Regions from separate parts of the Homo sapiens genome. Here region 2 is linked to region 1. Evidence: chromatin contacts called from ENCODE Hi-C or POLR2A ChIA-PET data. All regions are on one chromosome and are shown on one strand. Each heading gives the region's core, a stretch centred on a gene start or an enhancer-like site at or near the end of the contact. The rest is flanking DNA. Distances are from core to core; before and after follow the strand shown. Region 1 holds the start of MYCNOS (MYCN opposite strand). Region 2 has its middle 42 kb from the start of MYCNOS.

Region 1 (4,624 bases), core at 1,125-3,624:
AGGGAAGGGGCCAATGCTGCTGCTGGACAGAGGGGTGTTATTTTCCCCAGAAGAATAGCATGTCGTGGTCATCATCATAATAATAGCTGACACAACTATTATGGGCTGGGGACTTATAAGAGCTTTCATAACTCTCAGGTAGGAGGCACTACGAACTCCATTTCACAATTGAGGAAACTGAGGCACAAAGAAACGAAGTAGTGACAGCAGCTTTCCTTTTTCCCTTCAACAGTTTGGAATCAAGCTGTTTGAGCCGAGGCTGGGTCTCAGGAGGTGTGGACAGCACTTCCATCTCGGTAAATCAGATTCGCCTGCCCATAACTGGGGAGAATGGTGGCTTTGAAAAGGTTAACTTGGGAGCCCTGGGGACGGCTGCAGGGAACGTACGCCCATTCCCCCTAGGAAGCAGAGCCAGGCCGCCTCCTCCTCCGCAGTGGTGAGGACGCGTGGACAGTCCCGCGGGGGCGGCGGGAGACCTGCGGAGTGGCCGCACTCCAGGTCCGCGCCAAGGCCGGGCAGCTCCGCTTTCTGCTCAGTCTCCGCGAGGTGTCGCCTTCGGCCGAAGAAACCACCGCGGCGCCACCCTCGTAGCTCGCACTTATTTATTTATTTATTTTCAAACAAGGGGGGCGCCCCTCTTCTTTCAATTTGAAACTGGAAACATCCAGAGGTCTTGTTCCTAAGGGGGCGCGTCCTCTCCCTGCTATTTTGCACCTTCGGACTAGCCTTCTTTCGTAATTACACAGGAGCAACCTCCCTGCAAGGCCTTGCTCAACGTTGGCCTCGCGCTCAGCTGCACAACACGCAGTCAAAGCGGGGGCTGGGTTAGAAGCATCGGTCTCCCCTCCCCAACACACACCCCCGGAGCCCTCCGTAATTTTTTTTTCTTTTAATGACAAGCAATTGCCAGGCTCGCAGGGTGGGTGCTGCATTGCACCGCTCCGCGCGCAGCTGGTTCTCAGAGTGCAGCCGGTGCAAGCCCGGGGGTCCAAAAGGGCGGGAGGAGCACACCCTGGGCTTCCCAGCTTTGCAGCCTTCTCTCTGCAAAGAAAAGCAAGTGGCTTTTGGCGCGAAAGCCTTGGCGCCTCCCCTGATTTTTATGGAAATCAGGAGGGCGGGGTAAAGCCGCTTTCCTCTCCTTTCTCCCTCCCCCTTGTCTGCGCCACAGCCCCCTTCTCTCCCCGCCCCCCGGGTGTGTCAGATTTTTCAGTTAATAATATCCCCCGAGCTTCAAAGCGCAGGCTGTGACAGTCATCTGTCTGGACGCGCTGGGTGGATGCGGGGGGCTCCTGGGAACTGTGTTGGAGCCGAGCAAGCGCTAGCCAGGCGCAAGCGCGCACAGACTGTAGCCATCCGAGGACACCCCCGCCCCCCCGGCCCACCCGGAGACACCCGCGCAGAATCGCCTCCGGATCCCCTGCAGTCGGCGGGAGGTAAGGAGCAGGGCTTGCAAACCGCCCGGCGCCCAGGGAAGCGACGAGCGCCGGGGCAAGGCAAGCCCTGGACGGGATTGCGACGTGCGCACCGGGCGCCCTAATATGCCCGGGGGACTGTTTCTGCTTCCGAAACAAAACCATCTCTGGGTTTTCCCAGAAAAGCCAGTTCCAGCCCCGAAGGCATCCTGGCTAGAGGAGACCCGCCCTAATCCTTTTGCAGCCCTTACCGGGGGGAGTAATGGCTTCTGCGAAAAGAAATTCCCTCGGCTCTAGAAGATCTGTCTGTGTTTGAGCTGTCGGAGAGCCGGTGCGTCCCCACCCCAGGCTGGGGTTCTTCTCCAAAGGGTGCCCCTGGAGGAAGAAGAGGGGGGGATTAGGCAGGGCGAGGCCGCCGCGGTCGCAATCTGGGTCACGGCTGCTCCAGCTTGGAGGAGAGGCGGCTCTCCCGGCGACCCTCCTCGCGCGGGCGCCCCTGCCATTCCCGGGAACAGGGGCTCAGCCTCTCCCTCCCTGGAAGAGGACGTTGTCGTGGGTTTGGAAGAGCAGGGGTGGGCTTAGAGAGCTTCCAATTAAGCTATTGGCAGGAGTATCCCTGCAGCGGGTGAATGCCGAGGGGCGTTTGCTCAAATTTGGGGAGGGGAAGGATTTGTGGATATGGGTGTCTGTTGTTGGTCTCTGTCTAGAGAAAGGCTTTTTTTTATTTGCAAAGTTTTCTAAATCCCCTGCTATCATTTGCACTCCTGAGGTTGCATTTTTACAAAGGGGGTAGAAGGTACTCCAAATACCATTCCCGGTAGCTGGGTCGGAGAGCCTGGGGCTTCCCCTGAGCAGCCGGCCCCACACCGCTGCGAGTGCGGTTGTCTGCGTGCTCGTGAGAGCTAGAATTCTGCAGCCAGGAACAGCCCCCTCCCCCAGGCAGTGCCTTGTGTGAATGAAATGGCAGTTTCCAAAGTTGCGGAGCCTCGCCACCACCCCCTGCATCTGCATGCCCCCTCCCACCCCCTGTCGTAGACAGCTTGTACACAAAAGGAGGGCGGGAGGGAGGGAGCGAGAGGCACAACTTCCTCCACCTTCGGGAGCAGTGGGCAGAGTGGGGGGCTTGGAGGGAAGATTGGGGAACCTGGTTAGAGGGGGCGCCCATTGCCTATCCCCTCGGTCTGCCCCGTTTGCCCACCCTCTCCGGTGTGTCTGTCGGTTGCAGTGTTGGAGGTCGGCGCCGGCCCCCGCCTTCCGCGCCCCCCACGGGAAGGAAGCACCCCCGGTATTAAAACGAACGGGGCGGAAAGAAGCCCTCAGTCGCCGGCCGGGAGGCGAGCCGATGCCGAGCTGCTCCACGTCCACCATGCCGGGCATGATCTGCAAGAACCCAGACCTCGAGTTTGACTCGCTACAGCCCTGCTTCTACCCGGACGAAGATGACTTCTACTTCGGCGGCCCCGACTCGACCCCCCCGGGGGAGGACATCTGGAAGAAGTTTGAGCTGCTGCCCACGCCCCCGCTGTCGCCCAGCCGTGGCTTCGCGGAGCACAGCTCCGAGCCCCCGAGCTGGGTCACGGAGATGCTGCTTGAGAACGAGCTGTGGGGCAGCCCGGCCGAGGAGGACGCGTTCGGCCTGGGGGGACTGGGTGGCCTCACCCCCAACCCGGTCATCCTCCAGGACTGCATGTGGAGCGGCTTCTCCGCCCGCGAGAAGCTGGAGCGCGCCGTGAGCGAGAAGCTGCAGCACGGCCGCGGGCCGCCAACCGCCGGTTCCACCGCCCAGTCCCCGGGAGCCGGCGCCGCCAGCCCTGCGGGTCGCGGGCACGGCGGGGCTGCGGGAGCCGGCCGCGCCGGGGCCGCCCTGCCCGCCGAGCTCGCCCACCCGGCCGCCGAGTGCGTGGATCCCGCCGTGGTCTTCCCCTTTCCCGTGAACAAGCGCGAGCCAGCGCCCGTGCCCGCAGCCCCGGCCAGTGCCCCGGCGGCGGGCCCTGCGGTCGCCTCGGGGGCGGGTATTGCCGCCCCAGCCGGGGCCCCGGGGGTCGCCCCTCCGCGCCCAGGCGGCCGCCAGACCAGCGGCGGCGACCACAAGGCCCTCAGTACCTCCGGAGAGGACACCCTGAGCGATTCAGGTAAAGACCGAACTCGGGTCCGGCTGCCTCCCTGGGGCACTGGACCCCGGGTCGCGTCCCCTTTGTTAGTGCTCGTATGTCTTGGCCTGGGGAGCATTTTGGAGGCAGTGCTAGGGGCAGAGAGGTCCTGTTTCCCCCAAGTCTCTCCTCGGGGTAAAGAGAAGGGGCTGAGAGAATGCCGTTGCAAAAGGGGTGCTCTCCAATTCTCGCCTTCACTAAAGTTCCTTCCACCCTCTCCTGGGGAGCCCTCCTCTAGGCCATCACGGGCCCTCACCCGGTCCCCCACCTCTCTTTTGCAGCGCAGTCTGAGGAATAAAATTGGAGAAAGTTGGTGGCTAAACCGGGTGGGGGTTTAGGGGGTTGCTGGGTGCACTGCCTGGACAGAAACCTGTTAGCGCAGGGGTGAAAGGGACTCTCTGGCCCAGGTCAGGGGAGGGAAAGACATCCCGAGAAGATTCAAGGGCTGTGCAAAGCCCTGTTTAAGGCGCAGGAACTTATAGGAGGGTTGCACAGATGGCTAGAGCCGATTTTCTATTCTTTTTCTTTTTCTTTTTTTTTTTTTTTCAAATGTCGGTACCTTTCCCTTCCCCCATCCTCGGTGGGTGGTGGGCTATTTGCTCCTGGTGCGTGGCCAGCAGGCGGCGATATGCGAGGCCAGCAGGCGGGCCCGGGATCTGAAAGGCTGGGGGTGGTGGGGGCACCCTCCCTCCCTCCATTCAGCAGCTGGCTGCAAGTGCAACAGCAGTTGTGTACATTCTCAGGGGGCCTCCTCTTTCCAGTGTGCAGTGGAAACTGGCTGTAGTTTTGTCTTCCAGCCTGAATTCCAGGCCTAATTTGAGATGTGAGTTGTATCTGTAACCCAGTGCCCTTGAAGGTGAGGGCAGGCACTCAGCAGCCTCTCCAGGAAGGCTCACATCCTGGGAGGACTCACTGATTAGTTCTATTGTGTTCATTTGTCTGTGTCTTAAGCTGAAGGGAAGAGTTAAAACCAAGCCTTTCCCTGGGGGTCTGGATGAACAGAACTCAACCCAAAGAGTGGCATTGCCTTGTCCTTGGAGCAGGGAGCTGGGACCCCCCTTG
Region 2 (4,927 bases), core at 1,673-4,172, 43 kb after region 1:
TACCCAGCTAATTTTTTGTATTTAGTAGAGACAGGGTTTCACCATGTTGGTCAGGCTGGTCTTGAACTCCTGACCTCAGGTGATCCATCTGCCTTGGCCTCTCAAAGTGCTGGGATTACAGGCGTGAGCCACCGCGCCCGGCGTCCAGCTCCTTCTTTTCCTCACCCGTATCTCCCATGAATCTTGTGACTCTAGTACCAGACAGGCCTCAGTACCATGCTCTGTGTCCTGTTCCATCTCCCTGGATGCTGTCACTCCAGTCTCTGTTCAGGAAATCCTACTCTTCCCTCCAGGATCGGCTCTCCTGTTAACCCCATGAAGGCTTCCCAGACCCCCAATGGAACAACCTGCCGCCCCCCCATGCTCCCCTTCCTGTAGAACTGGGTGCTGTGCGCAGGTCAGCACCTTGTCCCTCAGGTGTCTCTTGGGTCCCTAGGAGTCCCCTGGGTCCCACCTGCTCCCTGTATCCCTCCACAGTGCCTAGCCCAATACATAGCTCACAGGTGGGCTCAATTCAGGTTGAACCCAATCCAGAGAAAACCAATTGAAATACATCTAATTTAAGCTTTGCTCTGTCACAGGACTGTGGGATGGGAAGAAGTGATCGCCTCTTCGGCCCAGATTCCAGGTAAATACGTTCTTCCATTTCAAAAGGCTCCCTCACTGGTCCTGGAGAGGGGAAGTAGAGCTGCTCGCCCACTTGGGCTAGCGATGGAGCTTATGAATTCGGAGTTTTCATTCCACCTGGATCTAGGAAGTCTTTTTTAAGAGTCTACTGCGCCAGATAATCTCTGTTCCCCACAAGCCATTCTCTTCTGTGCCTCTAAAGGATAAAGATCTATTTGTCTCTGTGTGTATGTTACAAAAAATGAATGGGGATTTAATTACAGCAGCTCATTTCCTAAAAGGAAGTCCTATTTACGATGCACCATATGTTTTGCCAGCGGCCGTACCCCTGAGGGCTGGAGTCTTGTCAGATCTCCTTAGATAAGCAGGGTTGGGCTGCTTTGGCCTGGACTGGGCCAGGGACCTGGGAGGACAGGCAGAAGGATCCAGGAAGTGAGGAGGGGGACAAAGGTAGGTTTCCAGCCACACCCCGAGCCCAGACCACTGGAGAGCATCAGTCAGCAACCAGGGAAGGCCTCCCTTGCTTCAGAGAAGGTGGATTCAGAGGCTCAGACAATTTGTGATGATTAAAATCGCCTGGCTTTTTTCATCTACTAAAGTGGCTCTTGAGGGGGAGAGAGTCTCTCTGATCCTTCCTTTCGTGGTTTTAATTCCCCCTCTGCCACTTCTGAGCCGGTGCAGATGGCTTCCTGGAGTTCTGAGAACCTTCTAGCAAGGGATGCCGGGCAGGCAAGGGGAGCAGGGAGCTGAGGAGGGGGCTTGGCTCAGTTCTAGTACTCACTCCTTCTTTTAATTGTCTACTATGTTTTCTCTTTCATGGGGCCTACGATTTTAGAGGCCAGGAAGCTGAGGAAGGGCTGTTCAGTACTTCTTAGCTGTAGTTGAATGCAGTTGCTGGAACCTGCTAGTATTTGACACAGCTTAGGAGATTTATCTCAGTCTTACCTTTTCTCTTCTTCCTTTCCAACGTGTTCTGATTCTCTTGCCTCCTCTCTCTGTCTCGCTTTTTAAACTCCATCCCCAGAAAAGTGGTGAACGCCTTCTCCCCGCATGCTGCTTGGAGTGTAGACTGTGAATTTCCCGTGCCAGCTACAATGTCACTGGCTATGATCTCCAGTGGTGGAGGTGGACACCAGAACCTTAGAGTGTCCCTTCCAGCTCCTACACTCCATCAGGTCAATCAGCAGGCAGTCCATTTTTTTCTGCTAAAAGGGTCTGGCCACCTGTGGAGGACACCCACCTGCTCTGAAGCAGGAAGGAACCAGGCAAAGCCAAGAGAAATCAAGCGACTTCCTGCAGGTTGAGCACTTGATGGAAATTAGGATGGGAATTGCCAGTCCTTGGACAGTGGTCCTGGAAGTCTCAGAGACTCGAGACCTGATTTCATTGTAGACACGAGGATAGGGCTGAGGGCTGGCTGGTGGCTGGTTGGTGAGCGGGAGAGTGTGTCTACATAGGGATGTGCCCGCTTACCCAGTGCACATCGGGGGCCCTGCCACCTCCCCCGCTGGGGTCCTGGGAGCCCCTGGAAGACAGGGGCTGACCTGCTCAGTATCTCACACAAAGGAAGTGTTCAGAAGACACCCACAAGCACCACAACCAGATGCCCATGGGCTGCCCTCCTGAGCCTGCCCCAGGTCTCTTCAAATCCTCTGGACACAGCTGCCCTCTGCCTTCCCAAGGGGCCAGATGAAGCCTCTTTCAGGCTCTCCATTTCCGAGACTGTGGCTAAACCTGTTGGCCTCCTCTTCGCATTATCTCCAAGGAGGAATTACATGGGATTTAGATCCATTTAAGAAAGTGTTCTTCTAATTTCCTGGGACTTAAAACTCCGTCGGGCTCTCAGCTACCCCTCTCTAAGTAGAAGGTGATTTGATTCAAGATGCTTTTGCTAATTAGAAACCCCCTTTCACTCTCCTGTTACACAAGAATCCAGGGCACCACATGACCCTCTGAAAAGCTGGCAAGTTTTGCAAAACGTATTTTTAGCTAGAATCAAAGGGTGAGATTTTTGCTCAACTTTGCAACAATGAAGCTGTGATCTCCCTTGCTCTCCTCTTCACTCTTTCCCCTTTCCTCCTCTCCGCACTCTCTCCCTCTCCCCATTTCCCTCTCCTTCTCCCTCTTGCTTCTCCAGCAGGGAGGCCGAGACTGTGTGAGTGCATGCATGTGTGTTCACGTGTGTGTGTGTGCATGCATGCATGTGCGTGCCTGTGTGTAGGTGTGAGGGCCTGGTGGGAGTGTGGGCCGCAGTGCCAGGCGGCCATGCTGCATTTCTGGATGCTCATTGTTCAGTCCCCGTCTCCATGGCGACGGGAGCAGCTGCTCTGTTCTGGGCCTTGGCTGGGCTGTGCGGGGCGGCCTGCCCGCCTGTCTGCCTGCCCGCCCGCCTGCCCGGCCGTGGGAGCTGCCAGCGCCTTGCCCTCCCGCTGCCCACAGGCCCTGCCAGGCTGGGCGCAAGAAAGCGTGTTTACTAACACCATCCACACGGCTCCCTGGGCATGGTGGCTCTGCCCAGAAGATGTCAGGCCGAGGGCACCGGGAGGTGGGCCTGGAGCCAGGCTGTCTGCAGCCCGGAGAGACAGTCCCGGCCGGCTGCTGCCCTGGCCTGCCAGTCTCTGGGCGAGCGCAGGCACTGGGGGTTAAGAGGCCCCCATGAGGCCCTTTCTGAAGTGAACGTTCCCTTCCTGGAATGCCTTGCCAGAGCCTCTGGAACGTTCCAGCCCCAGCGCCCGGTCTGCCCTACCTGACAGCTCTGTCCGTGGGGGCCTCGGTCCTGCGCCGACTGCGGAGCCATGAATGTCCAAAGCACTCACAGACGCGAATAAATGATGCGTATGGGGGTGACCTCAGAGATAGCTTAGACCCACAAAACCTCAGAGCAAACCCCAGGCTGCGCAAGGACAGGTCTCTGTCAGACCGAGTCCTGTCTGGCACTGGGCTGCCCTATTGGGCCCCTTTCAAGACTGGGCCTGGCCTCAGCCCAAGCTCGGGGACTGTGATCCCTATCCCGCTCCTCACCCTCTCCTTGCTTTTCCAGATCGCTCCCCTCCTCACTTTATCTCGGCCTCTCCTTCCCCCCGTGTCTTTCTCCTAGTGCTTCTCCAGACAGGCCTGGACTCTGTGAGTGTGAGCCTGTGTTTCTGTGTGTGTCTCTGTGTGTGTCTCTGTGTGTGTGTGTCTCTGAGTATGTGTCTATGTGCATGTGTCTGTGTGTCTCTGTGTATGTCTATGTGTGTGCTATGTATATGTGCCTGTGTGTGTATGTATGTGTCTTTCTGTGTGTGTCTGTATATGTGTACAGTGTGCCTGTGTGTGTCTCTGTATGTGTGCCTGCGTGTCTGTGTGTGTTTCTCTGTGTGTCTCTGCATGTGTCTTCGTGTGTGTCTGTGTGTCTGCATGTCTTTGTGTGTGTGTGTGTCTGTGTGGCTCCGTGTGTGTCGGTGTGCCTGTGTGTCTGTGTGTGCCTGTGTGTGTCTGTGTGCCTGTGTCTGTGTATTTCTCTGTGTATCTCTGTATGTGTGTCTCCGTGTGTGTATGTGTGCTTGTGTGTGTCTGTATGCGTGTCTCCATGTGTGTCTGTGTGTGTGAGTGTGTGGGTCTGTGTGTGGTCTGTGTGTGTCTCTGAGTATGTGTCTCTGCATGTGTCTGTGTGTCTCTGTGTATGTCTATGTGTGTGCCTGTGTATATGTGCCTTTGTGTGTACGTGTGTGTCTGTGTGTGTGTCTGTGTATGTGTGTCTGTATATGCGTGCATAGCGTGCCTGTGTGTTTGTGTGTGTGCATCTGTGTGTGTGTTTCTCTGTATGTCTCCATGTGTGTGCCTGTGTGCCTCTGTGTGTGTCTCTGTGTGTCTATGTATGTGTGTCTCCATGTGTGTCTGTGTGTGTCTGTATGTGTGTCTCTGTGTATATGTATGTGTGTCTATGTATCTGTGTGTCTGTGGATGTGTGTGTGCGTGCATTACCTTTGGGAAGTTAAGGATATTTCTTCTCTGAACTTTGCCATCAGCACTCAGCCCAGGGCTGAGCCGTGATTGACAGGTTACTAGAAGCTGGTCTGAAAACCTGGGAGCAAAGGGCCAGATGGCCCCGGCCTGCAGCCGCATCTCTCCCTTCCTCCCCCGCAGAGGTGAACTTGCTGTCTGTCTGCTGTGCTTTCCTGAAAGCCCCCGGCCCTGAACTGAAAACATCTGCCCAGCGTTTCCCTCATGTCCTGATCCCTCACCACTGTTTCCGTAGGAATTCCTGCCGAATGCAAACTGAGTTCTGTGTAAACTCACCCCTGTTCCCCATTGACTC

Evidence for each region. Hi-C counts contacts between places; a loop is a spot of excess contacts on that map. ChIA-PET counts read pairs that join two places held with the same protein, here RNA polymerase II (POLR2A). Pooled maps may share reads with other maps.
Region 2: a loop to region 1 is called in a map of dorsolateral prefrontal cortex, with 7 times the contacts of the local background. The contact joins the enhancer-like site here to the promoter of MYCNOS in region 1. A Hi-C loop is called at or near these places in 10 of 168 maps with a recorded cell type or tissue (Caco-2, Calu3, dorsolateral prefrontal cortex and 5 more) and 4 of 50 pooled maps. POLR2A ChIA-PET finds 5 or more read pairs at or near these places in 7 of 52 experiments (H1, SK-N-SH, WTC11 and 2 more).

Annotation. Positions count from the first base shown.
Region 1 is chr2:15,939,311-15,943,934 of GRCh38, forward strand. MYCNOS (MYCN opposite strand) reads right to left here and starts at 2,375. Exons shown (of 4, transcript NR_110230.2): 1 at 2,222-2,375; 2 at 1,664-1,787. It overlaps MYCN (MYCN proto-oncogene, bHLH transcription factor), which reads left to right and starts at 1,240. Exons shown (of 3, transcript NM_005378.6): 1 at 1,240-1,433; 2 at 2,638-3,544. The coding sequence starts at 2,755. RefSeq lists an enhancer at 838-1,368.
Region 2 is chr2:15,981,514-15,986,440 of GRCh38, forward strand. No RefSeq gene overlaps it. Among named protein-coding and RNA genes, the nearest start is that of MYCNOS, 42 kb to the left of the region's middle. Within about 2 kb of position 2,923, at least 2 of the 41 ENCODE cell types and tissues checked have a DNase peak (open chromatin) inside an H3K27ac peak, as active enhancers do; they include dorsolateral prefrontal cortex, where a contact is called at or near this core.